2 separate regions of the Homo sapiens genome follow, and region 2 is linked to region 1. A link is a loop called in an ENCODE intact Hi-C map of the cell type or tissue named here. Cell type or tissue: CD4-positive, alpha-beta T cell. All regions are shown on one strand. Each heading gives the region's core, and the rest is flanking DNA. Links, peaks and the distances in the headings are about the cores only.

Region 1 (16,369 bases), core at 4,730-12,729:
TGGGCTCAGTGATTTCTCACTCTGTACCATTATGGACTGTGTCATTATGCCAGCGAATTTGGACTAGAAACTCAAGGGAAACCTTTTCGTTTACAGGCAAAACAAGCAGGGGCAAGGGAGATCCCGTGAGTCGTGGTTACCATTCAAGAATGAGCCTTTTCATAGAGTTTCCTAAGTTTAAAATTCACTGTCTTTCAAGCAGAGGACCAGCCAAACCAGACACGTTGGGCACAGAATCTCACGCCTCTAGGCTGGTGTACATCCATTACCCAGGCAGCATCCATTGATAGTGAAAGGAGAAGAGAAGTCTGGTTTTTGCACAGGCTAAAAGAGCACAATTTCTTTTTCCTGTTAGTTATTAGGTCTCTATTACGGTCCACTAGTAGGAAGAAACACTATTAAGGAAGGCTGAAAGGCTTCTTCGACAGGCCTCATAGCTTTACCGAGTGCATAAGCCTGCTTGGTCAGGTGTGCTCAGGTTTCCACACAGAGAGGCTGCAAACCCACCTGCAGCACCTGGCACCTGGCTTGCATCCCTGAGTCCCCATGCTGTGCCCTCCCAGGTGTATGATGCCCTGGCTCAGCTCACACAGCGCCAGCACTTCCACCACTACCGCCCTCTGGAAATCCGCTTACCACATTCACTCTCAACTTCGAGTGCTGTTTACCATCTAAGAAACTGTATTACAGAGCAGGGGCCAGGGGGACCTGCAGTCAGCTCATTGTGAGGCGGACACTCAGCTGCAGCAAGGTGACCTGCAACACCCTGTCAGGTCACTCGGGAAACCCACCTCATGCAGAGGGAGGAGGCGTCTCGTGGGCTGTGCTGTGTTCTGCTGCCCATGCCCCCTTAGCAATGGTCCCTTCTTTGACTTAAAAGTAGCTTACTGTGCGAGATGCAAACCCACTGTTTGGACGAGTCTGAAAACAGTGAAGGAATGCTCAGAAAAAGGACCGAGGGAGAGCAGTGTTGCACTAGCCGGGGATGGTCGGATCGGTGGTGGGTGGAAGGTCCTTCTCCCGTCCTCTGTCCCCGTTATCTGCAGCCTGCTTAGATGACTGGCATAGTGAGGAGTAGAGATGCAAAGCACCTTGCTGCGGCGCTTCCTCCAAATCCTCAGTGAAAGGGGCTTGTTCCCATTTAGAATTCTGAGTTTCTGGGGGTGGGCTCTCACCCTGTCTCAGTTTGGGATTTTCTTTTCTTCTATCCATTGGTACCTTTGTTTTTGGTGCCTAGATTTTTAAAAGAGATGGGAAGTGAACTATTACAGCTATAAAATACAAAATACAAAAATATAAAATATATTTTATAGTTTATAAAATAGAAAAAACTATAAAATACAAAATATTATTTTGTGTTTTACCATTATCCTGTGGTCTTTTTCTCTAAAGGAGAGGTCAAGGAAAAGAATAGTCACCTTTTTTTTCTTTGTTTTTTTTTGAGATGAGGTCTTGCTCTGCGGCTCAGGCTGGAGTGCAGTGGCATAGTCAGGGCTCACTGCAGCGTCAAACTCCTGGGCTCCGGTGATCCTCTTGCCTCAGCCTCCCAAGTAGCTAGGACTACAGGCACGTCAGACACGTGTCTCCACACCCACCTGGCTAATTTTTAACATTTGTATTAGCAACTATGTCTCAATACATTGCCCAGGCTGTCTCTAACTCCTGGCTTTTAGTGATCTTCCTACTCTGGCCTCCCAAAGCAGTGGGATTACAGGCGTGAGCCACTGCACCTGGTCAGAATAGTCATCTTAATGCCCTAATTAAAGGACAACATCCCCCTTAGCACCCAGAGTCCAGTGAAAAGTCCCCCCTCATCTTTATGTAGAAGCAAAGTACAGAGTAGTGCCTAAGAGCAGAGACTGGAGGTCAGATGGCCTGGGATCCAACTCCAGCTCCGCCACGCTCTAGCTAGGTGAGCTAGCAAGCTGTTCAACAGCTCTGTGCCTCAGTGTCCCCGCTTGTCAAATGGTTGAGTCAGCTGCTACCTCCCACGACCGTGATAAGGGTTGGATGGGTCGATGTAGATGATGTCCCTTGCACACTGCCTGCACACAGTAAGCACCACGTGTTTCCTGTTATTGTTGGAACCCCGCAGACCACTCTGGAACAGCTGTGAGGTGCAGCAGTGGCCCCTGTGGCTGGGCACCCTGAGTGTCATTTGTGATGACAGCCACCATTGAGCGCTCAGTGTGTGTGGTGGGCACTGTGATTTTACAACACACAGTTTGTAAAGGTTTACAGAGGGGAATGTTGCTGCAGGAAACCTGGATTCAAAGAGGTGAGCAACATACTAATCAGTGCAGACCTGAGGTCCTGACCTGACCTGGAAATACCTGTGATCTGCTTTTAATCAATGGGCTCGGGGGGCTCCAGGGCAGATTCCTGGCCTGATGGGATATGTCCTTTCCACACTGGCTGCTGTACCTGTGCTGAGCCACCTGCTTTGTAGTGCACAGGGATCTCCTTCCCATGGGGAGGCCCAGGGTTCTAATTCCCTCAGAATCTTCTAGATGCTGTGTTCAAGGAGTCCCTGGAATTTGTTTGTCTTCATCATCCCTCAGTGGGCTCTTGACGTTAGCCCCTGATTAGCCATAATGGGAGGAGTTGTCTGCCAAGCATTGCTAATTGCGGTCTTTCTTCCTTGTGTATGAATATAAATCCCCATGCAAGTAACTGCTTGGCACCTGGGCACACCCGGTACTGGAATTTGGTTATTGGAAATGACTGAGCTGTCGCGGCAGCTTCCTTGGAGAATGCATCGCTGAGGATTGTGGGGAGCCCAGAAGCAGGCAATGCCTGTGGAGGACACCAGGAAGGGGACTGACCTGCAGTTCTAACTTGGGTCACCTGGAGGAGGAGACAATCGGGTACATGATCGGGGAGGGGAAGGGAAAGAAGAAGTCATTCACCCTGCAGAGCATCTTAGGACCATTTTCCTTTCCATGTCATTTCTCCTTGATATTCCCCAGTGTTTCTCACTGGGTGCTGTTGGCAGTTTGGGTGACTGGGAGGCCCTGTCCTTGCAGGATGTTTCTTGTCCCTGGCCTCCAAGCATCTAACATGCTAGCATTCCCTACAGCCATATTGTGAAAACCAAAAGAATCCCTCCACACATTTTCTCTCAACCCCTAGGGTGCTACCACACTCTGCAAGAACCACTGCAGGTTGATCCAAAGCGCTGTCCTGGGGAGAGGTCTGTATCTGGGACAGCTGAGGATGGTGGCCCTACATTGCCTGCCATTTTATTTGGTTTCCAAATGGGCCAATTGAGCAAAAGAAATACTTTCTATCTACGCTGTCAGCTTTCATCAGTTGACATTGCCTAGCAATGTGTCTTTAAACTATATTTGCTAGGGAAGCAATGGGATTTGGCATCTGGAAATAGAACCAAAATCATCCTGTTTGCCCGCAGCAGTGGAAGATGTGCAGGGGAGAGGGACTGGCTGTTTTGATCACTGGAGAGTTCAAGGGGCAGGAGACTGAAGACTGCTGAGGCCAAGGCTACAGCTCTTGGGGAAGAAGGAACCTGGGGCAGGGCTGAGCTGCATGGGATCGACTCTGACGCACCTCCACATTAAGTGAACTCGGGCAGTAGTGTGCAGGAGCCTCTGGTGCTGTCCCTGAGCGCCGAGCTTGTTTTCCCAACCTGGTGACATCACATGGGAGTCTTGAAATCAGCCAGGGAGGGAGCATTTGCACCACAGGAATCAGCAAATGCTAGAGATGAAGTCTGCTTCTCCCTACCAAAGGTTGTTGATAGGTTCATCATTGCTTTGGGGGTCCCTGAGAGCCCGCGCTTGGCTGTAGGTACCACCTTATCACAGAGGGAAGTTGTACCTTCTACTTCCTTGCGCTCAGTCAGTAACAGAGCCCTGGGCAGCTGTCCAAACCTGCCTGAGGACTGTGTTGTTGCTCAGCCAAACCCAGTTCTCCTTCTAGAAGAAAGGAGGGACCCCTTCTATGGGAAAGGGGTTGATCTAGATTTTTATATCAGCACCCATTTTTACTATAATCACTGCAAGTTCCATTCTTATCTGATTTTAAAATAAGAATTTCAAGGGGGTTGAGGAGTTGGCTTATTTTTATTTTGTTTGGCCATCCTTCTAATCAGATTTTCCGTAAGCCTGAAATTAAAAGTAGGCTGGGTGCGGTGGCTCACGCCTGTAATCCCAGCACTTTGGGAGGCTGAGGCAGGCAGATCACCTGAGGTCAGTAGTTGAAAACCAGCCTGGCCAACATGGTGAAACCCCGTCTCTACAAAAAAAATTAAAATTAAAATTAAAATAAATTAGCCAGAGATGGTGGTGTGTGCCTGTAGTCCCAGCTACTCGGGAGGCTGAGGCAGTAGAATCGCTTGAACCCAGGAGGTGGAGGTTGCAGTGCACTGAGATCATGCCACTGCATTCCAGCCTGGGTGACAGAGTAAGACTCTGTCTCAAAAAAAAAAAAAAAAAAAAAAAAAGTAGTTTGCTTTTACTAAACCTAAGACCCAACAGTGAAGAAAGGTGGCCAGGAATATTTTGAAAAATGAAAACAATTGGGGAGTTGCCCAGATTGAAAAATTCACCACCTGTAAACTGCATTTGCGTAATTAAAAGTTGCTGCACCATCCGTGCAGTCTCACTGCACCCTGCCACATGGGCAAGGCCACATCGCCTCTCAGTGCTCTTATCTGGCCTTCCCAGACCGTGAATGGTCTTCCCCATCAGCTTGCTAATGTTTAGTCTTCTTGTCTGATGAGAAAGTGAAAGCTAAGTTGCTAGGGAGAAAACAGTACTGGAAGAAAGAAAAGTAGAAACTAGGAGATTTACCAGGGCTTCAAAGAGCAACACAGTTACCAAATAACATTCATTCACTCACACACTGAAAAGATATTTCCAGTGTCTACTGTAAGAGCTGTTCTAGGCACTGCAGAGACCACAGTGAACAAAATCGGCAGAACCCAGCCAAGAAACCGATAAGAAAAATGTGTAAGTCAGGTCAAGGGGTGGCAAACAATGGCCTACAACCCACTGCCTGCTTCTGTAAATAAAGTTTTATTGAGACACAGCTACACACTCTTGTCTGTGCCTGGTGTTCCTACATGGCAGAGTTGAGTTGCCACAGAGACCATCTGGCCCTCTACAGAAAGGGTTGCTGCCTCCTGGGGTAGGTGCCATGCAGGGAATTGAAACAGGATGAAGTGAGATGAGAGGATGGTGGAGTCTACTTTCACCTGGCTGATGAGGACCTCTCTGATGTGACACTGAAACCAAGACCTGAAGGGCAAGAAGAAGGAAGCAGCCCGAGGAAGGGCTGGAGGAAGACAGAGGAATAGGGAGTGCAAGGGGCCGGGTAGTGAAGGGTTGGAGGAGCTCAAGCATAAAACAACAAAGAAGGAGGGTAACTGGGCTAGGGTCAGAGGATGTACCTGGGTGTGCAGGCAGAGAACAATGCCCGACATGACCCGAGAGGCGGCACAGCTCTATAGACCTTACCCAGCGGGTGAGGAGTTTGGGTTTGGGCCAAGTGCAGGCAGGTGTGAGATCTGCCTTAGGTTTAGGAATTCTCCCGGCTGCTCAGACTGGAGCCTCAGGGTCAGGATGGGGAGCAGAGGGACCTGATAGGAGGTGATCTTGGCAGCCAGGGGAGATGTGACGGTGCTTGGACTGGGGCTGTCCAGGCTCTATTACTTAGTGAGCCTTGGGCAAGAATACCAGGGAGGCTCCTACTCCTGTGTAAATATTTAAAGGATGTGATTAGAGCTAATACAGGTAAATACATTCTACCCTACACACACACACACACACACACACACACACACACACACACACACACACCCTTATGACCACCTGGAAGGTTCTGAGTCAGAATTCTGCGCTCCTTGGAGTTCGGTTCTGCCTCCTCCTCTCCCCAGCCTGGTCTCGCCCTGACTGCAGGAGGTCTTGCCCACACCCTGGATGCCCCAGGTCTCCTGAGTACCCTCCAGCCACACCCACAGACCTAGGGGACACACACTGGAGAGCACTTCAAACCATGAGCCAAAAATGTCGGTGGCACCATAGTCCCCTCTCCTCTCCCCTAGAGGTGTTGGCTGCACATGGCTCCCACCTGGCCCAGCCAGGGAGGGCCCGACCAGCCTGGGCTTCGTGCCAGCCAGGTCTCAGGGTTGTCTTGTAACTTGTGTTAAACACACACTGTGTAAGGACTACTGAACTCCCCCTCCAAATAAATCAGTCTTCCTAGCACCTTCTAGACCTGGCCTGGAGCCCTCTCTGAGTTGGAGATAGATCATTACGTGGATGAAAGCTGCTTTCCCAGGGAGAGGCCTCTGCGCCACAACCCGTCCCTACCCGCCATCTGGTAGTGAAACGTGAAAACGTGCCTCCACCAATGAGGGAGATATATTCGGATGTGCTTAGATTCCCCAAGGTTCTTAGTGAGCAGGACGAGGGGTCATCTGCCAGGATCAGCTGAGATTTTCTTGTGAAGGGAAATACCCGAGGATATTTTGCTTTTCTTTGCCTTTCAAGATGATGGTGAATTCTGTAAGTCTAGATCAGCGCAGTTTCCTGGCCTCTCTTCCCAAAGACTTGGTGAAGGGTGAGTGGGCACATCTTGGCCAAGGCTGACAGCTCCTGGTGGAGGGGAAGGGGGTGCACCAAGGACAGGTGCACTCCAATATTTCACTCCAAAGGGTGCCCTATTCAGGAAGTGCCTTCCGAGTGGGATGCACTGTGAGGGGCCCTCCTTGGATGGTCCTCAGTGCTGTGGGGTTCACCTTCAATGTGCACATCCCTGTCTGTTCCTGTCTCCTCTGCTTCTGAGGAACCTGCCACCTCCCTTTCAGTGTCCAGCAGTGGGAGGAAGACCTGGTAGTGAGTTCTGGCTTTGCTCTGTCACCTTGGGCAAGTGCCTTGGCCTCTCCAAGCCTCAATTTCCTCATCCGAAAGGGAGGAGGATGGCATTAACCACAAAGGTTCCTTGGAGGTTTTCATAGGGAATGTGAGTGAAGGCATAGCATGAGCTGGAAGGCGCCGTGCACGTGGAAGTTACTGCTGCAGACAGGAAACACATCTGTCTCAACTCCTCCTGCTGCCTCCTCCCTCCTTCTCCATTTATTGTGCTGGCCCATGAAACAGGCAGATTGCCAGGAGCTTCTGAACCAGCATTGCCCTGCGTGGAATTTGAAGGAGTGAGCTGGACTGTCAGTACAGGGAAGTCACAGGCATAGCTTGCCCTCATACACAGGAGCAAGTCAGCCTGCAGGTTCAGTCGCTTCTAGAAGCCTCTCACAGGGGCAGCGGTGTCTGTAGTTGACCATGGTTCGAGTCTCCTGAGAGTGGAAGGGCCTGTGGGATTCCTGCAGAAGGAATGAGCTTGCCCCATTCCTGCAGACAGGACAGACGTGTGTGCTGAAGCTCAAAGTGTCAAGATCCACAGGCACAAAACAGGAAGAAAGAGCTGCAGGCAGATTCATGGCACAGTTTCTTTACCAAAATGGGGGCACCCGGGATCCAGTGACTGGATTTAACCAGGAGCAGTTTTCTGCCTTCCCCTGGTCTCAGATGAAGCAGACTCGGGCCGGTACCAAGAATCTCTGTGTGGCAGGAGCTGCGTTCAGGGAATAGATGGGGAAGTTTGCATCTACCCTGTGGGATGCTCACCATGGAAGGTGACCACTGCTCAGCACAGTGGACGCAGCTCAGGTGCTCATGCATGGCATGGTGTGGGTATAGCCTTGGACTCACAAGGAAGACCCAGGGCTGCTGCGGAAGGCTGGAGTAGGCTGGGAGGTGGAATTGCTCCAGGGTCGGTGGCAGCGCGGCAGCATGGGCGCACCTGGTGCACGTGGCGCTGGGGACAATTCAGAGCCCCATTCCTTCCAGCCTGACAGGTGCCACCCCCAATGAGTAACTCCTCATAATAGAATCTGTCCAGCTTTTTTGCTGATTCAGGTAATCAGTCAGGGACATTGCTATCAAGACCCCCAGTCCTTTCCTTTCCCTTTGGTGCTCTGTCTCTGAACCTGTTGGGATTTGAGGTCAGAAGAAAACACCAGAGTACAGACCACCTCGTGTTCTACAGATCATGGTTTGGTGCCGTGGCCTCCACCCCAGCTGCCCCAGCATTTTACAACACACCTTGTGTCACGCTCCCTTGTAGAATTTATAGACAGGGACGCACCTACTACACAGATAGTTTCAAAAGATCAGTAGCATGCCCTAACTGTAATATAACACAGACCTTGTGGGAGCATGCGCATAGTGAAATATGCTGGATGTCAGCATGCATGTGCTAGGACACAGGCAGGAGGAGGCTGGGAAACCCAGCAGGTCCCTGCACTCACGCACAGGATCACTGAGTGCAACCCCCACAGACGCCCACGGACACTGGAGGGCTGGGATGGCAGCTCCAGCACCACAGCAGCGTGCTGAGCTGATGTCCAGAAATCGGAGACAGCACTCAGCAAAGATAAAAGGAAAAAAGCAAAGTGTAGTTATTTGCCAATCTATAAAATAGCAGCATTCGTGGATAACTCAGTATATATTAAATACTGCCCCCAAAACCCTGTGGATGATGTGTAAAATGTAGTTAAGTTCTCAGCTCAGATGATTGTAAACAGGCTTTTCCCCTATATAAATGCTCATCAGATGCTCAGAAGTCAGGGGACCCAGGAGAATTCTTCGCTGTGAGGGGCATTTTGTTACAGGGTGTCTGGACACCCAGCGTCTGGCTGCAGGAATATCCCCTCAACATTGTGGGAACTAAAATGCCACCTCAGATTTCCACAGTGCCCACCAGGGGTCAGTATAGTTCCTGTTGAGGAAGTCTGGTCCTGGCTTAGGAATTGCAAATGGAAATAGGAAAATCAAAGCCTTCAGGAGAGTTATGTATGAGATTGTAGCAATGCAGTTATAACAGCAAAAGTAACACTGGCTTTTGCTGCTGGAAGAGATCAGGAGATCAGAAGTAAGTGAGCGCCTCCCAGGATTTAGAACTGAAGGAATGGTCCCGCCAGGTGTAGATCACATGGAGGTGCCCTTGCGTGGGTCCCTCTGAGTTCTGTCATTTATATGACACTGGTTTATGGCGATTCTACACCTGCCAGGGCTGGGAATTCCGTCTGTCCCCGCAGATGGGCTCCTGGTCTAGAAGGGAGAGCACCCCATAATTACAGGTCGGGGGTCACCATGGAGAGCCACACATGGTGGGAAGAAGCAACCAGGAGGAGATGGCAGGCAAGACAGGTTTTGTGGGTTTGTGGGAACCCACAAAGCAGGTTAAAGCAGAGGGGGTCCTCCTGGGTAAGGGTGAGGAAGAGGCTTCAGGCTGCACCTCACGGCTCCAAACAGGTCCTTGTTAGGGAGCAGGGCAGGAGTGGTGGGAAGGGATGGTGGCCTGTGAGGGGGTGTGACACCAGGGTGGCATGGTCAGAGCCACATCACGTAAACCTTGAGCAGGTTCCCTTGGGTGCACTGAACGCCTTGCCTACACTATCCTGTTAAAAGCTCTTACTTGGTATTAGATGTGAAATTGTTCACATGTCTGTATCTCCCCAAGACCATGGATCTGGGCTGAATCTAGATTTTCCTGTTGTCCGCACTGCGCTTAGCATGGGGTTGGAGGGCCTCCCTAAATGCTGGTTGATGAATGAAGGAGTGAGTGAGTAGCGAACTATTTCATTCTGTGGAGCCTCCTGCTTCTCCATATCAGATGGAAAAAGAAGAAAGTAATGAGGATATTGTGTTCCCAGCCCCCTCTGCAGCATGGAGCTTGTACGTTGGAGTGCCCCTTCTCTCATCCTCTTGTCCCATTACTGCCCTAAAGGATCCAGACACCTCCACACAGAGAGGGACAGATGCTCTTGCTGGTCAGACAGGGCTGATCCTATTTCATGATTAAATCGAAGGCTTCTACCTTTCTTCATCTCCTGGCTTTCCATTTTCTTTCAGCCTCTTAATTGATTAGGGTAAATTTTTGATTATCCTTTTTATTTTATGTGTTTAGTAATATATTAATATTTTAAAATTTATTTATTTATTTATTTATTTATTTTTCTTTTGAGACGGAGTCTCACTTTGTCACCCAGGCTGGAGTGCAGTGGCGTGATCTCCGCTCACTGCAAGCTCCACCTCCGAGGTTCACACCATTCTCCTGCCTCAGCCTCCCGAGTAGCTGGGACTACAGGCTCCCGCCACCACGCCCGGCTAATTTTTTGTATTTTCGGTAGAGACGGGGTTTCACCATGTTAGCCAGGATGGTCTCCATCTCCTGACCCTGGTGATCCATGTGCCTCAGCCTCCCAAAGTGCTGGGATTACAGGCGTGAGCCACCGCACCCGATTTGTTGTAGGTCTGTTCCTAGGCTTCTTAGGTTGTCATGTGGTTGAAACCAAAAGTGATGGTAGATATTTTTAATACTCACATACAGGTGACATTGCCATGAAGTTAAATCAAAAGTGCTAGTAGCTATTTAACAGTAAGATAAGGTTCCTATTCCAGACCTACAGTTATGAAGTGGACATTTGGGCCATCCAATTATGTTTTTCTGATAAATTTCTAAATAAAGTGTGGGGGTCACACACACACACACGCGCACACACACACACACACATTGAAGGCTTCACAGTTGCTCCATCCAACTTGTCATGCATCAAAATGCAATGGAAATAGGCAGATTCTTAGAGACAGAAAACATCTCTATGGTTGCCAGGGGCTGAGCAAAGAGGGGAATGAATGGCAAGTGACTGCTCACGGGTACAGAGCTTCCTTTTGGGGGTGACACAAATGTTCTGGAAGGAGACAGCAGTGATGGTCCTGCAGCACTGAAAATACACTAAAAGCCTCTGAATTTCACAGTTGAAAATGGTGACTTTGATGTTATGTGAATTTTACCTGAATTTTCAAAGTTTTCATTGGAGATAGAAATAAACATACCGCCAGGCACGGTGGCTCACACCTGTAATCCCAGCACTTTGGGAGGCCAAGGCGGGCGGATCACCTGAGGTCGGGAGTTCGAGACCAGCCTAACCAACATGGAAAAACCCTGTCTCTACTAAAAACACAAAATTAGCTGGGCATGGTGGCTCATGCCTGTAATCCCAGCTACTCGGGAGGCTGAGGCAGGAGAATCGCTTGAACCCAGAAGGCAGAGGTTGCGGTGAGCTGAGATCGTGCCATTGCACTCCAGTCTGGGCAACAAGAGTGAAACTCCGTCTCAAAAAAGAAAAAAAGAAACATATCTTCAGCATGGGTAAAAACTGCACACCGGGGATTAGGAATCTTGAGAATCATTATTTGCCTCTTTTTCTGTCACTCACTGGCTCTTTCTCATCCATGCTCAGGATACGCACCGAGGACTCTTCATCCAGCAGCTCCGACCCACACAGAACCTGCAGCCAAGAATTAAGCTCAAGCTGTTTGGCCACTCGGGATCCGGGAAAACCACCCTTGTAGAATCTCTCAAGTGTGGGCTGCTGAGGAGCTTTTTCAGAAGGCGTCGGCCCAGACTGTCTTCCACCAACTCCAGCAGGTTCCCACCTTCACCCCTGGCTTCTAAGCCCACAGGTAGGAACCTCCATGCTGGCCCCGTCTCTCCAGCAGGTGTTGGCTTCCGCACTCTCTCCTTTCAAGGTCTAGGGGGGAAGGGAGTTGTGTTTGGGTCACTTGGCCTATACTGGACCCTGTGGCCTTAGTGGTTTTCAGGTCCAGGTTGGCTGGTAGCCTTGTGTGTGCTGCCTGTTGTCCAGCAGTAACAGACTGACTTGGCAGTAGCAAAACAAGGGCCTCACTGAAATCACAGCCACAGACACAAAGGTCCATCCTCATAAATGTGCAAACTGCAGAATTTGCACAGTCAGCTTTGGGGACACAGTTGCAAATTGCATTGCATTCTACTCAGGGCTCTGGCCTTAGAGACAAAAAGAGCTCAAACTCAAACAGTCCAAGCATAGCACAGATCCAATAGCAGCCCAAGAAGGGTCCTCAACCCTTATCCTTCTTTCTGGAGTGCTACAGGCAGACCCAGTATTGTAGATACATAGAGCAACAAAAAGGGATTTCCAGGAAGCACCATCCTGCTCAGTTCAAGGTTGGATAGAGGTTTCCAGAGGCTCCTTAGTGGTTTTCAGGGATGGTCTCTCTGGTCACATCCACCCTCCTTGGGAACGTTTGCTGCCTTCCGGGCCTTCCACAGACAGGGTTATTGATTCACATTAGGGGGCTGTCACGAAACACCTGGCAGTGAGCAAGAGAAAATGATGCAATCTTGGGTGTGATTCCAACTGAATCCTCCTTTAGACAGAGCGAGTGAGTTTGTGGAAAGATAAGAGACCTTCCAAGAGTTTCCTAAACCAGGACAGTTTTGTGCTTTGTGCCTTGATTCATTCTCTGTATATGATGTCACAGAAGAGCCAGGTCTGTTCCCCAGGTTGATGCTAAAGTTTGTGTTTCTCTTACGTCCCCTCAGTGAGGGAGGACGCTGGGGAGCATGGGTAGCTGCGGAGAGTTGGCTGAGATTTATATTCCCTTTTCAACTTCTGTTCTCTGAACACAGCTATAGAATTGAAATGAGGAGAAGAAAGAATAACCAAAACAGAGTTATAATTCATATTATTATATTGCTGATACATATGTCAATATTTATAGAGTACTGTGTGCCAGGAACTGGAAGAAATATGGTCTGAAGGACGCCTCATTTAATCCAAGTGACAGCTTCCGAGGTGTTTTTACCGCTATTTCCCTGCAGCCTTGAGGGGTCAGTTGGCTTCTCTGAGGCGCACAGGTGGCAAATCCCAGAACATCTGGTGCCTGAGCCAGTGCTTGTCAATAACACCCTGCATAAGGAATTCACAGGCACACCTTTCCATTTTCCAGTGTGATTTTTTTGTTTTTTGTCTTTGCATATTAAGTTAAATGTTATTACAAAAGAGTCAAAACTTTAAAAAATTTAAAAGTAGATAATGGAAAAAATGTGACAGAAGGTTAAGATTAATTTATTATTAAAGAAAAAAATTTATTTTATTTATTTTTTTTTTTTTTTGAGATGGAGTCTCGCTCTGTTGCCCAGGCTGGAGTGCAGTGGTGTGATCTCGGCTCACTGCAACCTCCGCCTCCTGGGTTCAAGTGATTCTCCTGCCTCAGCCTCCCAGGTGGCTGGGACTACAGGTGCATGCCACCACACCAGGCTAACTTTTGTATTTTTAGTAGAGACGAGGTTTCACCATATTGGCCAGGCTGGTCTCAGACTCCTGACCTTGTGATCCACCTGCCTCGGCCTCCCAAAGTGCTGGGATTACAGGCGTGAGCCACCGCACCTGGCCTCCAGTGTGATTTCTGCTCTAGTTGAGGATTTAAGTGGGGTTCAGTTGCTCCCTTAGAGGGAGGCAGCACGCTCCTGCTGTGGTTAAGGGCACTGCAGCCTGAACCTCTGTGGTTAGGAGGGTGGGATATGAGAGAGAGAGAGAGGTCATGAGCTCATGATCTGGAAAGTTTGCAAGGCCTAAGTGGGTGTGCAGATGATGCCCAGGAGCCCCCATTGTGGAGTCCTGGGAGTCACCTGTGGCTCTGCCCTTGGCCTCAGAGGTGAGGTATCCATGGCCTTGCTTCTCCTCAGTATCTGTGTCTGGTCTTTGCAGCAGGTTCCTGGTGAAGGGTGGCTCTGGGTGACCCTTTTTCTGCACGCCCCACCATGGGGGGAGCATCTTTAGCCAGGGATCGGGGAGGGGGTCCTGGCGCGGGGGCAGAAGCCCCTCTGCATGAGAGCCCTAAGGTGCAGGCACACCAGCTGCTTTCAGCCCAGCCGTGGGGTCTGGGGAGGAGGCAGCTGTCCTGGTCCCTGGGCCCCCACAGTCAGTGCCGCCTGCCCCTGGTGGAGGAAGTGTGCGCTGGTGGTTGCCCCTGAAGCCTGGTGGCTGAGGGATCCCTGGGCAGGAGGCATAGCTCGGCAGCTGGACTTGGAGGTGGATGAGACAGACAAGATGCCCCCATCCCTGGACTGGGCGGGTCACCAGGCACTTGCTGCCCTCACAGCTTGTACATCAGCATCAGACAGCGCCCGGGAAATGCAGAGCAGGGCACAAGCACAGGGCACCGCGAGGGCGGCCTGGGGAGATTGGACTTTGGCAGAGGGTATGTGTGTTGGGGGCCAACGGAGCAGCGTGGCTTTGTTAGACACCCGAGGAACTGCCGCTCCTGAGCATGCCTCCAGGGACTGGGCCTGGTTCCTGAAGCAGCAACACTGTCACCTGCCAGGGGGCACTGCTCGTGCCTGGCAGGCCGTGCTGGGGTCTCTTTCAGGCCAGGGCTCTGGACACCAGTGACCTCTCCTAGAATTGTCAGGCCCTTTTCCCTTCAATGAGAGAGATGCCTACATGGCAACATTTATATCATCAGACAGCAAGAAGTTTGCTTTTAGAATTTTGGCCCTTTTCCACTGCCGTTCTCTTGAGAACGCTGGAGGCCAAGGCTGAGCTCCCAGCCAGGAGACCGGACGGGGTCCCCTCGAAGTTTTCTGTTGCACACATCACTCAGCTGTGGGGACACTGAGGGTTGTGGCTGTTGAGCTGTGGGAAGGAAAACATCCAAGGTCATAGGAGGCATGAATGTCCAGGAAGAGTATTTGAAGAAGCCATTCCTATTCCCGCGGAGAGGAGCCTGCGGGAGGAATTCCCGGTGACCAGGTAAAGTGGGTCTCCTGGGAGCCGTCACGTTACACCGCCAGGGGGCAGTAGCTAACAAAAATGATTTCCTGGGATTTCGGTGCTTCCCCATGAAATTATTGTTTTCATAACACCTTGTACAAAGCCTGTCCTAACCTTTTATCCTCCCAACGAAAACTGTCACCGAGGAGCAGGAATGACTGCCATTTACCAACGTCTGCTCTCATTAAGCACAGGGCCACATGCCACTAAAAGAAGGCTTGTTCCTGACAGGCAGGCACCCAGACACAAATTCCAGGTCACAGGGAAGTGGACAGACCCATTCTTGGGCAACCCAGCAGCTTTTGCAGGCTGGGATTAACAATATGCAGAGAAATACACTAAAATGGCAGCTATGTTGACATCAAGACTTACATCATTTTGCTTTTGTTTTCTATTTACATTCCTATCTGCCAACTTTCCTACAGAAATAGAATATGTGTTGGTGTTTTTAAGAATAAATCTTGCCCTCCTAGTGCCCTTTCTCCTTTCCCTGTACCTAATCCTGCCCTTAGGATCCACTTTTCTTCTCCTCATCCCCTCCGTTGGATACCCCCATTATCCATGTCCAAAGTCTTAACTCTTTGGTCTTTAAGTAAGGGATTACCTTGGTGTTTGGATCGCCTGTTTTAAAGTCAGATACCCAGGTGAAATGGTCACTTCTTTAGTGCCTCGCAATGTCTATTGTATTAATGGTAAACCAATGGTACTGCAGTTAAGATCAATGAATCCCTTCTCCAATGCAATTCGTTCACCAAGTTCTTACAGAGCACTCTCTGTGGGCCCTGGGTCACAGCCCTGACCAGAAAGGCAGCTTCTGCCTGCACAAGCCTGGTGGGAGAGACGGGGAGCAGGGCAGGCCAGTGAGTAACTGAGACAGTGAGGAAGCACAGGCTCTATGCCTAAACGCAGGGGACCCAGACTCTGTTATTCAGCTCCCGTACAACACCCACAAGTTCACCATTGTTTACATAATGTTTCCTTTAAACTGACTCACTTTTTAAAATGTACTAAAATACATTGATTTGAAAATGAAAGTTAATATCCCTATCATAAATGGGAACCCAGTGTCACTGCCATAAGTAAAAATAAATGCAGTGAACAGCAACCAATGTGAATAAAATCCCGCTAAACGCCAATGCCCACACCCTCTTCATTAAAAGGGAAGATGAGCAGGTGTTGAGGAAATGCTAAAATCGGAAGGCCTCAAGTGGAGACTCGCTGCAAGAACAACTGAAAGGCCTTCAAGGGAATTTCAAAAAGGAGTAGCTTTCACAGTGTGTGATTCAGCATTATTTAATGCTATGGCCTGCTACTGTCTGAAATCATTTTCCATTTAACCTGCAATAATAATCTCATGTGCAAGAGAGAGAAGTCGCTCAGTGGGAGCTGGAGGAAGACAGAGACTGCGAGTATCAGCAAAGTAGCAGGAAGTGAGAAGGGAAGAAACCCGACCTCTGCCCTCCCACCCTCTCCACAGCCTCCCGTTGGCTGACCCTAAGCAGAAATCACATGGCAAGCCAGCCTAGAGACACAATCCCTAGGACCAGCCACCCGGGCAACAGGGCGGGGCAGAAAAGGTTGTGGGGAGGTAGAGCAAGCGGAAAAGCCCACAGCCTTGCTGGGAACACTGCTGCCCTGCACGTGTGAGGGCAGACACACTCAGCCTGAAGCCAGAGTTGGGGTGGG
Region 2 (16,369 bases), core at 3,806-11,805, 900 kb after region 1:
CATTTTCGTAGAGATGAGGTTTCACCATGTTGGCCAGGCTGATCTCAAATTCCAGACCTCAAGCGATCCCCATGCCTTGGCCTCCCAAAGTGCTGGGATTACAGGCGTGAGCCACCATGCCTGGCAGGTTTTACTTGTTTTTAATTTTCAAAGATGTACTTTCCTTTTTGGTGAATAGAATATGGAGATGTACTAGGTTTGAATCCTTTATTTAAATGCAAACTCCTGGGCAAGTTTGTTTACCTCATCATGCCTCAGTTTCCTCATTTGTAAAATGGAGATAATGATCACACCTATCTCATAAGGCTGTTGGGGGAATAGATGGATTGTGAATATATGCAGACTTCTTAAAAGGGCATCCAGCACGCAGCAAACATTATGTAAATGCTTGGTTCATTTGGTTAGCTTCAGAGAATCTCAGATTTAACAGGAAGAGCCCAATACTGGTTTTTGTTTTGTTTTGTTTTTTGAGATGGAGTCTCATTCTGTCGCCCAGGCCAGAGTGCAGTGGCGGGATCTTGGCTCACTGAAACTTCCGCCTCCTGGGTTCAAACGATTCTTCTCTGTCAGCCTCCTGAGTAGCTGGGATTACAGGAGTGCACCACCATGCCTGGCTAATTTTTGTATTTTCAGTAGAGACAGGGTTTCACCATGTTGGCCAGGCTGGTCTCAAACTCCTGACCTCAGGTGATCCACCCGAGTTGGCCTCCCAAAGTGCTGGGATTACAGGTGTGAGCCACCGGTGCCAGGTCCCCAATACTGTTTTGATGCTTTCTTTTCTTTTTTTTTTTTCAGACGGAGTCTCGCTCTGTTGCCCAGGCTGGAGTGCAGTGGCGTGATCTTAGCTCACTGCAACCTTTGCCTCCTGGGTTCAAGTGATTCTCTAGCCTTAGCCTCCTGAGCATCTGGGACTACAGGTGCGTGCCACCATGCCAGGCTAATTTTTTTTGTATTTTTAGTAGAGACAGGGTTTCACCATGTTGTCCAGGCTGATCTCGAACTCCTGACCTTCAGGTGATCCACTTGCCTCGACCTTCCAAGGTGCTGGGATTACATGTGTGAGCCACAGCTCCTGGCCCTGTTTTGATGCTTTCAAATGATCAGAGCTTGGAGCTATAGGTGCTTTGGAAGATGCCTCCACTGTGCAGGAAGAATGTTGAGGCCTGTACATGGGAAAATCTTAAATACCTTATTAATCTTAAAGCTAGCTGGCAGAATCAGAACTGATGTTTTATTTTCCTGTTGAAATTCTCTTTCTCTCCTACCACAATTTGGCTCTGGTAACTGTGCTGCGCGTGTGGAGTGGGCAGGGAATCTTGTGATTCCACCGTTGCTATGGCAAGAGCTCCTGTTTCCAAGCAAGGGTTGAATTAAACTAAATGGCAAGTTCCTGTGTCAGTAGGTTTAGTCCAGTCCTGTGTAATTCACCAAGAGCTTTGCTCCGTCAGGAGGAGGGGCCCAGTCCCACCATGAATCCTTGAACACCTGGGGGCATCTCACTGGGCAAGACGGGGGTTCAGGCCAGTCCTCCTCAGAATTGTGCCTTGCCCATTTAACGTCTCCACCGGAGACCTTCAGCCAGGAGAGCCAGGACCACATCTATTCAGAGAAACATTTTCACCATCAGAGGGCACGCAGGGAGGGGGTGGCCACACAGGGCCCATGTTTATCTCTTCCTTGAAGACTTGAGTGGCTTCTGGTCCCCAAACAAATGGAGAAGGTGAATAGGTGTCCCAAGGCTGAGGAGCACGTGCCCAGAGAAGGCGGTTTCTCCCTCCCTCAGTCCCCCATAGCCCACCTCCAGACAGAATGCATCTGATTCCTGTTGGCGTGTCCCTAAATAGCTGACCCCAAGTTCCGTTATAATAGCACTAGAACCTTTAACACTTTTGTTAGTGTTGTTTCTGGGGCGTGCACTCATTCATTCACTCGATTGTATTACTGGGGGCTTTCTCTATGCCAGCCCTTGTGCCTGCCCTTGGGACAAACATGTTCTGACTCTGTGGATGGGTGGAGTAGATCCTAGGTGGGGACAGCTCCTAGGGCTCTCCTGTGAACCTTTCTTCGGCCTCCCACCTATAGTAGGAAACGGGCCTGAAATGGGCCATGGGGGAGTATTCACAGAGCAGAAATCAGACAACACTTCTAAGTAGCGGCTCCTCCTGCAGCTGGGTGTTAAACATGCACAGTACACCCTGCAGGTAGTCACACATGTGACGAATGACGGGCCTTTGGAGACGCCCTCAGACTGGGTGAGCCGTGCCCCTACCAGGCGACATGCTCAGCAGCAGAAGCTCCTGCCGACCCCGGCAAAACACAGGGCGATCGGCCTGTGCTGCGACCCAGGTGTTGGGAGGTGAAGGGGGATCATGAGTATCCCTCTGAGGTGAGGCTGAGCCTCGCTTTAATGACGGACACCTTAGCTCTCCATCCCCCATGTCACCCTAAGAGTATCTGAGTTAGGAGAAGGAGGTCCGGCACTTTGACAGCACCCTGGATATTGTTCTTTAATCCTCCTGGTGAAGAGGCGCCCAAGACAGAGATGGATCTAACTCACGTGTGGCCGGGATGTGCTCACAGGCTGGTGCCATAAGCCTCAGTCTGTGTCCCACAAGAGGCCATTGTGCAGAGACTTTGCTGCCAGCACTGCAGCCTCTGTTCTGTACTGTTGAAATTAGCACCCTGTGTGGGCCTGGGTAATCTTGCTCAATCCCATTAATGTGTCCAATTAATATTGCCTGAAGGGCCGATTTACCTGTGGGCTAGGGAGTTCCCACCTGAGGGGCAATTACTAGCTTGCTATTGAACATTTATTGAAATTGTTCCTATGATTGATTGAAGGACATAAAATAGTCAATTTTTTTTTTTTTGAGACAAGGTCTTGCTCTGTCACCAAGGCTGGAGTGCAGTGGTAAGATCTCAGCTCATTGCAGCCTCTACCTCCTGGGTTCAGGCAGTCCTCCTACCTCAGCCTCCCGGAGAGCTGGGACTACAGGTATGCACCACCATGCTCAGCTAATTTTTGTATTTTTTGTAGAGAAGGCGTTTTGCCATGTTGTCCAGGTTGGTTTCGAACTCCTGGGCTCAAGTGATCCCCCTGCCTCAGCCTTCCAAAGTGCTGCGATTACACGCATGAGCCACTGTGCCTGGCCATACAGTAGTCTTGAAACCTGAAATACTCATACTATCTTGGGTGATATTGGAGAAATGCTCTAACAGAGATTGGTGCCCCAAAGAATTCCATAATAAAATGGACATGTTTTATATAGGATCATCACACTAGGGGATTGAAGAGAGTTACTCATTGCACTCACGAGCAAGTGGTTGAATGCATGGAAATGGTAGACTGGTGGTTGCCAAGAGCAGGAGGAGGGGAAATGGGGCACGGTTTTTAGTGGGTATGAAAATGTTCTGGAGATGGGTTGCCCAACAGTGCAGATATACTTACCACTGCTGAACTGTACACTAAAATGGTTAGGATGGTGTTATGTTATGAGCATTTTGCCACAATTTTAAAAAAGATCTGTATAGACAGTTCTCCAAAGAAAATACACAAGTGGTCAAAAAGTATGTGAAGAAGTGCTAAACGTTAGTAGTTATCAAATGAATGCAAATCAAAGGCACCGTGAGATACCACCTCCCTGCCACTAGCATGGATAGAATGAGAAAGACTGTTAATAACAAGTATTGGTGAGGATGTGGAGCCTCTGGAACATCTGTATTCCTGCTGGGATTGTAACATGGTGCAGCCTCTTTGTAAAACAGTTTAGTGGTTTCTTTAAAAAGTTAAATGTTTTCATATGGTCTAGCAATTCCACTCATATATATATACACCCAAGAGAACTGAAAACATATGCCCCAGAAAGGCATATACACAAATGTTCATAGCAGTATTATTCACCATTGTCAAACACTGGAAGCAACCCATATGTCTGTCAATTGATGAATGGATACACAAATGTGGTACCATACTGTAAACCAAAGAGTATCCGATACAAGTCTTGATCAATTTAGGAAGTTTATTTTGCCAAGGTTAAGGACATGCCTGTGACACAGCCTCAGGAGGTCCCGATGACATATGCCCAAGGTGGTCAGGGCACAGCTTAGTTTTATACATTTTAGGGAGACATGAGACATCAATCAATATATGTAAGATGTACATTGGTTTGGTCCAGAAAGGAGGGACAACTCGAAGCAAGGAGGGGGCTTCCAAGTCATAGGTAGATAAGAGACAAATGATTGCATTCTTTTGAGTTTCTGATTAGTTGTTCCAAAGGAAGCAATTAGATATGCATTTATGTCAGTGTGCAGAGAGATGATGTTGAGCTCTGTCTGTCCTTTGTCCACAGGAATTTCAGTAAGAAATAGGGCAGTGGAGATTTTGAGGTGGGGACTTCCTTATACAGCATATTTGGGGCTGGATCCTTAGGAAGAGGATTTTTAGCTGATCTGAATAGAGGGAAGGAGCCAGCTTGTTGGGGAGAGGAATGTTTTCCAGACTCGAATGGATTTTTGCGAAGACTGGAAACTTGCAGACGGCCAGGGGCGGGGGATCCTGGCAGGGGCCAGGTGGTCTGAGCACATGTGTTTGCAGATGTAGGGCCTGTCCCCACCATCCTGGGGGCATAACTCTAAGGACATTGCTGTTTTTCCAAAGGGCACACGTTGCATAACTTACTTTAAATAATTTCTTTTTGTAGGACTCTTTGATTTTGCAACTGCATTTTTAAGCTTAAGAGGAGGTCATTAAAAGATCTGGCACTAAGCTCACCCTCCCCTTCTTATTCCTTTGAAGCCATTGCTGTGAATTACGTGAGGGAAAGATATTGAAGAGGAGTTGGACACTCCGAGAGTGCAGCTGTTCTCCCCCCGCACCATCCGTGTCCTGCATTCTGCGAGTCTGTGCTCATTAACAATGTGCTGTGACCATGTGACTCAGCAATCCTGCTGCTGGGTATATACCCGAAAGAAAGGAAAAGGAAGCCAGTATATTGAAGAGGTATCTGCACCCCCATGTTTATTGCAGCACTGTTCACAACAGCCAAGATTTGGAAGCAACCTAAGTGTCCATCAACAGATGAATGGATAAAGAAAACGTGGTACATATACACAATGGAGTACTCTTCAGCCATTAAAAAAATGAGATTCTGTCATTTGCAATAATATAGATGGAAAAGGAGGCCCTTATGTGAAGTGAAATAAGCCAGGCACAGAAAGACAAACATCACATGTTCTCACTTATTTGTGGGATCTAATGATCAAAACAATTGAACTCTTGGACATAGAGAGTAGAAGGTTGGTTACCAGAAGCTGGAAAGGAAAGTGGGGTTGGGAGGAAGGTGGGAATGGTTAATAGGTACAAAAAAATACAAAGAATAAATAAGACCTAATATTTGATAGCACAACAGTGTGACTACTGTCAATAATCATTTAATTGTACATTTAAAAATAACTATAATTGCATTGTTTGTAACACAAAAGATAAATGCTTGAGGGGATGAATACTCCGATTCTTCATTATGTGATTATTATGCATTGCATGCCTGTATCAAAACATCTCATGTACCCCATAAATATACACACCTACTATGTACCCACAAAAATTAAAAATAAAAAAATTAGGCCAGGCACGGTGGCTCATACCTGTAATCCCAGCACTTTGGGAGACTGAGGCAGGTGAATCACGAGGTCAGGAGTTCGAGATCAGCCTGGCCAACATGGTGAAATCCCGTCTCTACTAAAAAATACAAAAGATTAGTTGGGTGTGGTGGTGGGCACCTGTAATCCCAGCTACTTGGGAGGCTGAAGCAGGAGAATTGCTTGAGCCCAGGAGACAGAGGTTACAGTGAGCCGAGATTGTGCCACTGCACTCCAGCCTGGGCGATGGAGCGAGACTCCGTCTCAAAAAGAAAACAAAACAAACAAACAAACAAACAAAATATTGAAAACCACAAACAAAAACCCAATGCGCCTGACTCTCCCGACATGTGAACCCACAGCGATGGACCTAGACTTCTCAAGGTTTCTCGACTCCTTTTATACCTGGTTCAACAGGTGGCTGCTTCTTTCTCACGTTGGGGACTCACACTTATGTGGTGGCCCTAGACCCCCAGCTCCCACGTGGGCCAGGTTTCCTCGTGATGTCCAAGGCCTCTTGAATTCTCCCCGTGCAGGGTGAGCAAAGACCTTGTCTGCTGAAGATAAAGTCTCCCAGGGGTGCTTGCTGAAGGAGGGAGAGAGACTTCCAGTTTGCTAGCAGGTGACAAGGGAGACATGTCTGCTCTCCTGAGGGGAGAAGGGGAAGAGGGAGAATGGCCAATGGAGGTGCGGGAGGGGCAGCTATTCCTCGGGGCCCACAAGCCTAGAAGGACAACTTGTGTCTTCTTGGCTGGGACTGCTCCCTTCTCCACCAGCCCCTCAAAGGGAAAGGGCAGAGCTTGTTTTCCTGGGACTATGGAGTAGACTACAGGCAGCCCGTAGCAGGGAGGTCGGCCCTGCTTTCCTCTGGGTTCTCTGGGACGTAAGAGCCTGAGCACCAGACACAGCCCCTGCCATGTTGCTGCCTGAGTGTCTCCATGAAGTGCTTCTTCTCGGCCATGCTTAAGGGGCTCCAACACTGTGTTCCCTGCAGCCTTATCCCCAACTGGGGTGAGCCACCACCCATAGAGTGGTAGGTAGGGGGGGTCCCAGCTCCCAACTCCCAAGCCCCAGGCTACTGCTTATGGCTGCCCTCAAGGTAGAGGGTGAGGGAGGGTCCTTGCGAGGTGTCCTGGCCATGAGGAGCAGAGAGGAAGCAGGGGAGTGGGGTGACCGTGCTGAAACAGGTTGAAGCACACACAGCTGCCGTCCAGAGAGGGAGGTCTGTCAGAGCCCCAGACAAGTGAGGGTTAAAAGTGCATGTATTTCTGAGCAATTCTTAGCATTAGGAAGAGGAATTAGCTCCCTGATTCCTTTCCTGGATGCTTATTTCTACTGCTCATGGATGGGGTGTGTGTGTTTGTGACTGGGCGGGGGGGGCGGCATGAGACCATCAGGTGTTTGTGATGCACCCCCGGGCAGGGGTGAGAACAGCCCTGCACAGACAATGGACACGGTGGCCTCTGTTCCAGGTGAGCATGTCTACGGTCCTAAGAGAACTGCAGGTGCCAGCTCAGGCTGCCTCACATGATACCACAGGCTGGGGGCTCAAATGGCAGACATTCATTCTCTCACTGTTCTGAAGGCTGAAGATCTAGGTGCTGTCAAATCTGGTTTCTGATGAAGGCCTGCTTCCTGGCTTGTGGACACTGTGTCCTCACATGGCCTTTCCTCTGTGCTTATGTGGAGAGAGAAAGAGAGAGAGAGAGAGAGAGAGAAGAGAGCGAGCGAGCGCAGCACCGTGCATCTGTTCCTCTTCTTCTAAGGATGCATCGTCATATTGAATCAGGGACTTACTTATGACCTCATTTCAAAAGTGTGAGTCTCTAATCCAATATGTCCTTCCAAGTGCCATTTATAAGCCATATCGGGATTTAGGGCATCAACATATGAACTACGGGCACATGATCCTGTCCATAACAAGAATCCTGGGTGGTTGGGAGTCATCAGTGCCTAGAAACCCTGGGTCCAGCGGTGGGTCTGGCAGCAAGAGCAGTGTCCTGCTGTGGGACCCGCCCCTAGGCGCAGGCCCCTGCCGTTATATTCAGTCCTCATGGCACTCTGTGTCCAGTGTCTTCACGGTTGAAGTGGATCCATGGAGAAATTGGGAAGACTTCACGTGAAATGACTGAGAATTTGGGAAATGTCGCTATGAAAACAAGTTAAGAGTGGGGTGGTAGAGGGCACCCCTGGCAATGTCCTCAAGTATACAAAGTGCAGGCGCTGTTAATCTCCAAGAGAAAATGGAGTTCCATCACAACCAAAATAACTGGACGCAGGATAAGAGACACCTGTCCTCAAGGCGAGGGTTCCCGGACCCCAGGTGGGCTGCGCTGGACCCCAGGTGGAGACGGGCACAGCGGCTCCCAGGGGTACAAATCTTCCTTGCCTGAAGCAGTCCCTGCCGGTCCTGGAGTGGTCCGTGACACCTGGTCAGGATCTTTGCAGTTGGACAAATGTGTGAATTTGGATACAAGCAATGCAGAAAAACAGGTATCTACTGATCTGGCTTCTTTCTTTCATTTTAGTAATAAAATTTATTTGGTAATCAGTTACTTATCAATTACAGGACATTTGGGAAATAAACATAATCTGCCACCCCGCCACTCAGGGTTGGCTGTTGCCGCTGGCTGTGTATTTTCTTTTCCCTCCGGTTGGATTTCAGGTTGGGAAGTCCGGTCCGGCTGGTCAGCCAGGAGCCGCCGGCCCGGCCTACCAACTGCTCCACACTGCCCCCTCGTGGTCATCTGCTAGGCAGCAGGCTCCGACCTCCGGAAGGCTGGGCGCTCAGCCCCATCTCCTGACTTCCTTAGGGCACAGGAACTGGTGGAGCTCAGCCTCGACTGGGGCTCAGACATTGTCCACAGGCCTTTCTGAGCAACCTGGACTCCATACAGGGAACTGATTCACGGGGAAAGGGCTGGCCACGTTCAAGGATGCCCAGGCCATCTGGGGAGCAGTGGATGGAGCAGGGGACCTTGAAGTTGGAGAAGTAGGCGCTGGTGGGCGGCCTACATCTTTGTCTATGTGACAGCCACTCTGCTCCCCGCCCAGGAACTTGCAAAGGATGAACTGGACATGGGGATCACAGGAAAGTCTCGATTTCTTGCTGATTAAGTGGGTGGGTTGTCAGAACACCAAAATATGGGGGCACGCTGGCCAATGTAAAACGTTTGTCCTCCCAGAGGCACACTGGTGGCCTCTCTGCCCTTTCCTCCTGTCTTCACTACCCCACTGATGCCGCCTTTCATAACCCGAGACTCTGACACTGCAGCATGTGGTTTGGCTGATCTTGACTTTCTCAGCAGGAGATGGAACTCAGCTAAACATGGCTCTCTTGGTTGCGGGAGGCCCCTGCAATCCGGAATGCCTGAAGGACGGGGGGCTTCCTGACCTCTTCTAGTTACAGGACCCACGGGGTGGAGTCAGGTGTGGCCTGACTAGGGATTGGGTGCTGTGGCAGGACTCATTTCTGCAGCTTCAGGGCTGGCTTCTTGCTGGGACAGACTCCCTCCTGGCAGCAGCTGGTCACAGAGGTAGCTTTGGTCCCCATTGAGCTTATTCAAGTCCAGTGGAGGTGGGGCTGGTTGTGACAGCCTCCTGATGCTTAAGCCAAACGCTCAGAATTAAGTCTACTTCCTGCTGTCACATGCCCTCTGTGGAGTGTCACCAGGGCCAAGGAGACTGAATATGCTGCTGGGTAGGCTTGGGCCACACACCTCTTTTCTAGGGCTGGAGTTAGCAGCTCCTTCCCCAGAGTCTTATGACTGCGAGTCAAGGGAAAAATAAACTCCGCAATGAAAACCCGGGGTGAGAGAAGGGGGTGAGTGGGTTATGCAGGGTGGCCCCAAACAAATGTCCACCATATGGCTATCTCTTAACCTTCTGAGGGCTGGTAGCCAAATGAATTAAAAAATGATGGGAGGGCGCGGTGGCTCACGCCTGTAATCCCAGCAATTTTGGAGGCTGAGGAGGGTGGATCACGAGGTCAGGAGATCGAGACCCTCCTGACTAACACGGTGAAATCCTATCTCTACTAAAAAAAATAATAATGCAAAAAAATTAGCCGGGTGTGGTGGCACACGCCTGTAGTCCTAGCTACTCAGGAGGCTGAGGCAGGAGAATCGCTTGAACTGGGAGGCAGAGGTTGCAGTGAGCCAAGATCGCGCCATTGCACGCTAGCCTGGGTGACAGAGCAAGACTCCATCTCAAAAAAAAAAAATTCTTTTTTTTTTTTTTTTTGAGATGGAGTTTCACTCTTGTTGCCCAGGCTGGAGTACAGTGGTGAAATCTCAGCTCACTACAACTTCTACTTCCTGGGTTCAAGTGATTCTTCTGCCTCAGCCTCCCAAGTAGCTGGGATTACAGGCACCAGCCACCAGGCCTGGCTAATTTTTTGTATTTTTAGTAGAGATGGGATTTCACCATGTTGGCCAGGCTGGTGTCGAACTCCTGACCTCAGGTGATCCACCTGCCTCGGTCTTCCAAAGTGCTAGGATTACCTTGCCTGGCCAAAATTGATCATTTCTTTCCCACTAAATTTAAAGAACATAGATGTCAGCCAACAGTGGTGGGAGCTTCTCTCTTTTTTTTTCTCTTCTTGTTAAATTTTAAAGAGATTTTATTCTTTACTTTTTAAACTTGATTTTGAAATAAGTTGGAACTTAAAGTTGCAAAAACAGTACAAAAATTTTCTGTATGCCTTACCCCAGTTTCCCCAGTGTTTACACCTCACATAATTATGTTAAGATAGTCAATCCCAGGGACTTAGCATTGATGCAGTACTGTTAACGAATCCACCCATGCTCTTCAGATTTCATCCATGGCCCCACTGATGTCTTTCTCTGATCCAGGACCCAGTCCAATATCTCATGCTGTATTTAAGTCATCAAATGTCCTTGGTCTCTTTTAGTCTGGAATGGTTCCACAACTTTTCTTTGTCTCTAATGACCTTCAGACTTTTTTTAAAGAGTACTGGCCATGATTTTGTGGCACGTTCCTCCTGATTAAATGTAGCTTATGCATTATTTTTTGCAAGAATATCATAAGAGTGACGTGGTATCCTCCTCAGTGTGTGGTATCAGAGGGCACATAAGGCCAGTATGTGGCATGACTGATGATGCTAACCCGGCTCACCTGGTGAAGGTGCTGTGTGCAGCTTTCTCCTCGGGGCAGTTGCTATTTTTCCCTATGTAATTAATCTGTATCTCCATACCGGCCTTTTCATGCACTGACTCACAGTGTCTGCCAAGTTAAGTCTTTTAGCTGCTGTCCCAGCCACTGCCTTGGAAGGAGCTTCTGTCTGCAGCTACCCACTGCAAGAAATGGGCGAAGCCTATTTGGAGCTTCACTGAAACCAAGAGGACAAAGCTGGCTGGGGGTCCACAAGGAGTTCCTCATCAATGACCTCCAACACCCAGTGTGTCCAAAGACAAAGGCAATGCTACCACTTTTGGGGGGAGTTTGGCAATAGTGAGCATGAGTAATTTTAAATGAAGCAACCACTTTTTCTTTTTTTTTTTTGAGATGGAGTTTCGCTCTTGTTGCCCAGGCTGCAGGAGTGCAATGGCGTGATCTCAGCTCACCACAACCTCTGCCTCGTAGGTTCAAGCGATTCTCCCGCCTCAGCCGCCTCAGCCTCCCGAGTAGCTGCAATTACAGGCATGCGCCTGCATGTGCCACCATGCCTGGCTAATTTTGTATTTTTAGTGGAGACGGGGTTTCTCCATGTTCGTCAGGCTGGTCTCAAACACCCGACCTCAGGTGATCCGCCCACCTCGGCCTCCCAAAGTGTTGGGATTACAGGCGTGAGCCACTGCACCCGGCTGCAACCACTTTCTTAACCCATTTATTTGTGACTGTGTTGTTTCCAGATCAGTAAGAACATATTGTGGAATGGACTTTGCTGCACATAAGTACTTGCTGATGTCTATGCTTTTCTCTACAGTTGAGAAGGTTCTGTTTTTCAAGGTGAGCCTAACCATGGGCAAGATGACCACATTTGTGGCCGGTTCTGGTGGCTGCAGCCCATGGAGAGGAGTGGTTTTGGCACATCTCCTTATGGACTTCGGCTTCCTCTCCTGTCACCACTCCCCACCCCAGAGCTCATTCGGGGTTCTCATTCACTACTTCTGTCATTCCTCACCTGGCTTCTGGAAGAATATTTGAGTTGCAGGAGGTTTTGCTACTCTCTAGTCCTATATTTGTACAAAGAAATGGAATTTTGTTTGGGAAGGGGAGGATGTTCTTCATTAGAAAAGCAGTCTAGACCTGGGTGCAGTGGCTCACGCCTGTAATCCCAGCACTTTGTGAGGCCGAGGTGGGCGGATCACGAGGTCAGACCATCCTGGCTAACACGGTGAAACCCTGTCTCTGCTAAAAATACAAAAAATTAGCTGGGCATGGTGGCGGGCGCCTGTAGTCCCAGCTACTCGGGAGGCTGAGGCAGGAGAATGGTGTGAACCCGGGAGGCGGAGCTTGCAGTGAGCCGAGATCGCACCACTGCACTCCAGCCTGGGCGACAGAGAGAGACTTCATCTCAAAAAAATAAAAAAATGAAAAAAAAGAAAAGCAGTCTAAGTTGGGAGATTGCACCATTAGCAAGTATTAAGCACTATTTGCTGCATAGCAAAATATCTCAAAACTTAGAGGCTTAAAACAATCCTTCCTTCCTTCCTTCCTTTCTTCCTTCCTTCCTTCCTCCCTCCTCCCCTCCCTCCCTCCCTCTCTCTCTTTCTTTCTTTCTTCTTTCTTTCTTCTTTTGACAGTCTTGCTCTGTCACCCAGGGTGGAGCACAGTGGCACGATCTTGGCTCACTGCAACCTCCACCTCCTGGGTTCAAGCAATTCTTGTGCCTTAGCCTCCTGAGTAGCTGGGATTACAGATATGTGCCCCACACCCAGCTAATTTTTGTATTTTTAGTAGAGATGGGGCTTTGCCATGTTGGCCAGGCTGGTCTCGAACTCCTGACCTCAAGGGATCCTCCCGCCTTGGCCTCCCAAAGTGCTGGGATTACAGGTATGAGCCACTGAGCCTGGCCCAACGATACCCCTTTTCTTTGGTTTACTAGTCTAGGAGTTGGTTGGGCATTTCTTCTAGTTTGGGCCAGCTTGATGGTCTCTACTGGACAATTCCATGTGTCTGTGGCCAGTGGGCAGCCAGGCAGCTAGGACACCTTGATGCTGCTCTCTGTGGCCTCTTATCCCCTGGCAGGCCCGACTGGGCTCATTCCCATGGTGGTTTTGGGATTCTAAGCCTGTGCAGCACTGTTCAAGTCTCTGCTTCTGCGGCATTTGTTACCGCTGCACTGCAAACGTGGATGAAAGCCCTAATGCGTGGCATGCTCGTGGAGACCCACTCAGTGTTATCTTCTTAGTTCCTTTGGAATATCAGGGTTCACTCTTTCAGCAGGGCACAACTTCCAAGAGTGAGAGGGAATGTTCTCTGAATTCCTCCAATCCATAGCTCACTCTTCTTAGGTCGAGCAGGAATAATGGTATTTGACGCTGCATGGTAATCTGGCCCTAAAGTGGATTTCCATCACCCCGCTGGTCTCTGGTCAGCATCTGAGGGGTCTGACTGTTCACGGGTGACTCCACCCTACACAGACACCCCCGCTTTGGGGGCATGAAATCTTAGGATGGTGCTGAGATTGTGCTGCTCTGATGCTTTGGGATGAAAGCTAGACTTTGGTCGTGGTGGTGGTGGTTTATCATTGCTGTGGATTGAATTGTGTCCTGCATTTACCAAATTCATATGTTGAAGCCCTCACGCCCAATGTGATTGTGTCTGGAGACAAGGTCTGTAGAATGCAATTAGGGTTAAATGTGTCACAGGGTAGCCCTAATCTGATATGACTGTGGTCTTATAAGGAGAGGAAGAGAAAGAGCTTCTTTTCTCTCCACCATGTGAGAACACACTGAGAAGGCACTTGTCTGCAAGCCAGGAAGAGAACCCTTGCCAGGAACCAAATCAGCTGACACCTTGATGTGGACTTCCCTACCTCTAGAACTATGAGAAAGTAATTTTCTTTTATCTGTAAGCCACTCAGTCAATGGTATTTTGTTTCAGCAGCCGGAGCCAACTAATACATGCGGCCACCTTCTCTCCATGCCTGCACTTTCTGTTCCAAGCCATCTGGTGGAAGCAATCCAATTGCCTGCAGAATCATCCGAAAGCATCACTGGGAAGAAGCTGGTGGAACTAAGAAGCAATTCTTTAGCCTGACAGCCAGTCTGTTTTTAGTATTTCTAAACATGAAATCATCTCAGAAGAAGCCAAGGGCTGTCGAGGTGATTTGCCTGAGGTCCTACAACTCATCACTGACTGTGTTTGGAGGAAGGAAGTAATTAACTATAAATGTGATTATAAGGGTGGGGCCTTAATCTGATAGGACCAGTGTCCTTATAAGAACAGGAAGTGTGTGCGTTCACTGAGGAAAAGCCATGCAAGAACACAAAGAGAAGGCGGCTGTCTGCAAGCCTGGAGGAGAGCTCTGCCTAGAAACTAATCCTGCCGGGCATCTTAATCTTGGAATTCCAGCCTCCAGAACAGTGAGAAATAAATGTCTGTTGTTTAAACTACTCAGCCTGTGGTATTTTGTTATGACAGCCTGAACGAAAAAATACAGTCACTTAATGTCCAGAGAGAAAAAACATGTTTGAAGCTAAGAAACCATCCACTCAGGGAGGATCAGTCATCAATCCTCCTGAGTCTGAGCCATCTGAGCTATCAGCCCAAGTTCCTAGAGGCTCTAAGGACAGGGGAGTTCACCTGTGGCTAGTCTCCTGAGCTACAATGAGGTATGGGGTGTGGGTGTGTATTTTCTCCTGTTGCATTTCCGTTTTTTTTTTTTTTTACATGAAGTTTCACTGTGATGCCCAGGCTGGAGTGCAGTGGCACAATCTGGGCTCACTGCAATATCCACTTTCCGAGTTCAAGCAATTCTCCTGCCTCAGCCTCCCGAGTAGCTGGGATTACAGGCACACGCCACCATGCCCAGCTAATTTTTGTCTTTTTGGTAGAGATGGGGTTTTACCATGTTGGCCAGGCTGGCCTCAAACTCCTGACCTCAAGTGATCTGCCTGACTTGGCCTCCCAAAGTGTTGGGATTACAGGCGTGAGCCACCATGCCTTGCCTCTCCTGTTGTATTTCTAAGTCAGTTCAGAAATGGGTCCTGAAGAAGAGGGTGAAGGGTTAGAGGCAACAGCTTCAGCTCTATTTGAAATCTTAATTCATGACATCTCGTTTCTGAATGGTGAGACATAAAGATCACCACTTACATGTCATTAAGCACAGAACCCTTGATAAATTAATGAGAAAACACATTCTCACTTCATTTTATGAAGTCTAGGTTATATGGCTATGTCCCTCCTCACATGTATGTACATTAGCAGTAAAGACACACCTCAGCAGGTCAACTCAGTTTTCCATGGATAAATTATTTTCTTAAGTTTCTTTTTGAGCCACACACACCAATAATACCAGACAGAGCTGAAATTCTGCCATCATTGTTTTGGAAAATGGTCAATTCTGTGCACTTATCCTAGATGAGTTCTTTTCCCTGAGAAGTGATTTTAACATTCTCTTGAATCCAGACAAACATGTGATGATTATATGTAGCATTTTCTCCAGAAACCATGTTTATTTTCACCACTGGGAATTACTTTTCTTGGGCTTTTGTGGTACAATTTCCCTGAATGTGTTCCAACCATGTGCATAAACACAGCAGCAGTGTGTTACAAACAAATTCTACTCCTTGCCAAGTGTCCAGGAATATCAAAAGCAAATATTTCCTAGTATTGCTTAGGAGAGTAAAAAAGGAGTGATGAAAGTGAAGACATTTCAATTTGAATTGATACCACATTTGACAATAAATTTCTCCAGGCAGTGACGACTGGATAGGACTTGAATGGAAGGCCCTCTCACCTTTCCCCTTCCACCTGAATTTTGCACCTGTCTCCAAGGGTTTGCCTGCACCTTGCCTCCGGAGGTCCTGTCCTCCAGCTTCGGTTATTTACTGCATCACATTCACCACCAATTGCTGCCCTTCTTCTTTCTGCCCTTTCACAGGCCAGACGTTGGTTTGTTCATCCATTGGGAATATTTATTTATTAAAATCAATAAATACATATTTATCAGTGTAAAACATACTTATTATTCAAAGAATCAAACAGAACCGAAAATCTCACAATGAAAAGAATAAGTCCCCTTGCCCCTCCCCAAGGTCCCCCAGCCCAGCTTCTCAGAGTCACTCACTTTTAAACTTCTTAGCAGTTTCTTCTGCTAGTCACCTCCATAGCTTTTAGTCAGTATGCTCATATAATTACTTCTTGATTTGATCAATTTTATTAAGTAATTGTGAAATGATTTTCTGTAATGACAGATTTTCTTGCCTCATGTTTTTGTCTTCTCTCACATCTTATCATACAGTTGAATCAATAATCAATATTTTTATTACTAGGATAGCTATTTACATATTGTTCACTGAGGCCCCAAGAGGTGAATATACAATGTGTCCATTTCCTGTTTTGTGGAGCTTTTTGTTTCTGCTGGAGTTTTTAATTGCCTCATTTTTCACTTGTATATTTTCTAGCCACATATTTTTGTTATTGTCCCCAAATGTTCAATTTTTATAATTTGTTCTACTAGATTTCTCCCTTTCCCCAAGAGTCTTCCCTTCTGCATACTTCTATAAACCCGTCACATCTGGGCTGCTTGCCCTCTAGGCCT

The links. Hi-C counts contacts between places; a loop is a spot of excess contacts. Peaks named below come from ENCODE experiments on the same cell type or tissue, not always from the same donor. Only the 100,000 strongest peaks of a DNase experiment are listed, where the experiment ranks them.
Region 2: a loop joins it to region 1, with 29 times the contacts of the local background. A loop is called at or near these places in 24 of 110 quality-filtered maps.

Annotation. Positions count from the first base shown.
Region 1 is chr9:87,670,078-87,686,446 of GRCh38, forward strand. DAPK1 (death associated protein kinase 1) reads left to right here. Exons shown (of 26, transcript NM_004938.4): 20 at 11,327-11,549. Among named protein-coding and RNA genes, the nearest start is that of CTSL, 48 kb to the right of the region's middle. In CD4-positive, alpha-beta T cell, for the core only: CTCF peaks have their summits at 8,785 (motif pointing right) and 8,986; a DNase peak (open chromatin) is centred at 8,794.
Region 2 is chr9:88,570,292-88,586,660 of GRCh38, forward strand. It overlaps a transcript of NXNL2 not described here. Among named protein-coding and RNA genes, the nearest start is that of NXNL2, 43 kb to the left of the region's middle. In CD4-positive, alpha-beta T cell, for the core only: CTCF peaks have their summits at 8,378 (motif pointing left) and 8,578; a DNase peak (open chromatin) is centred at 8,380.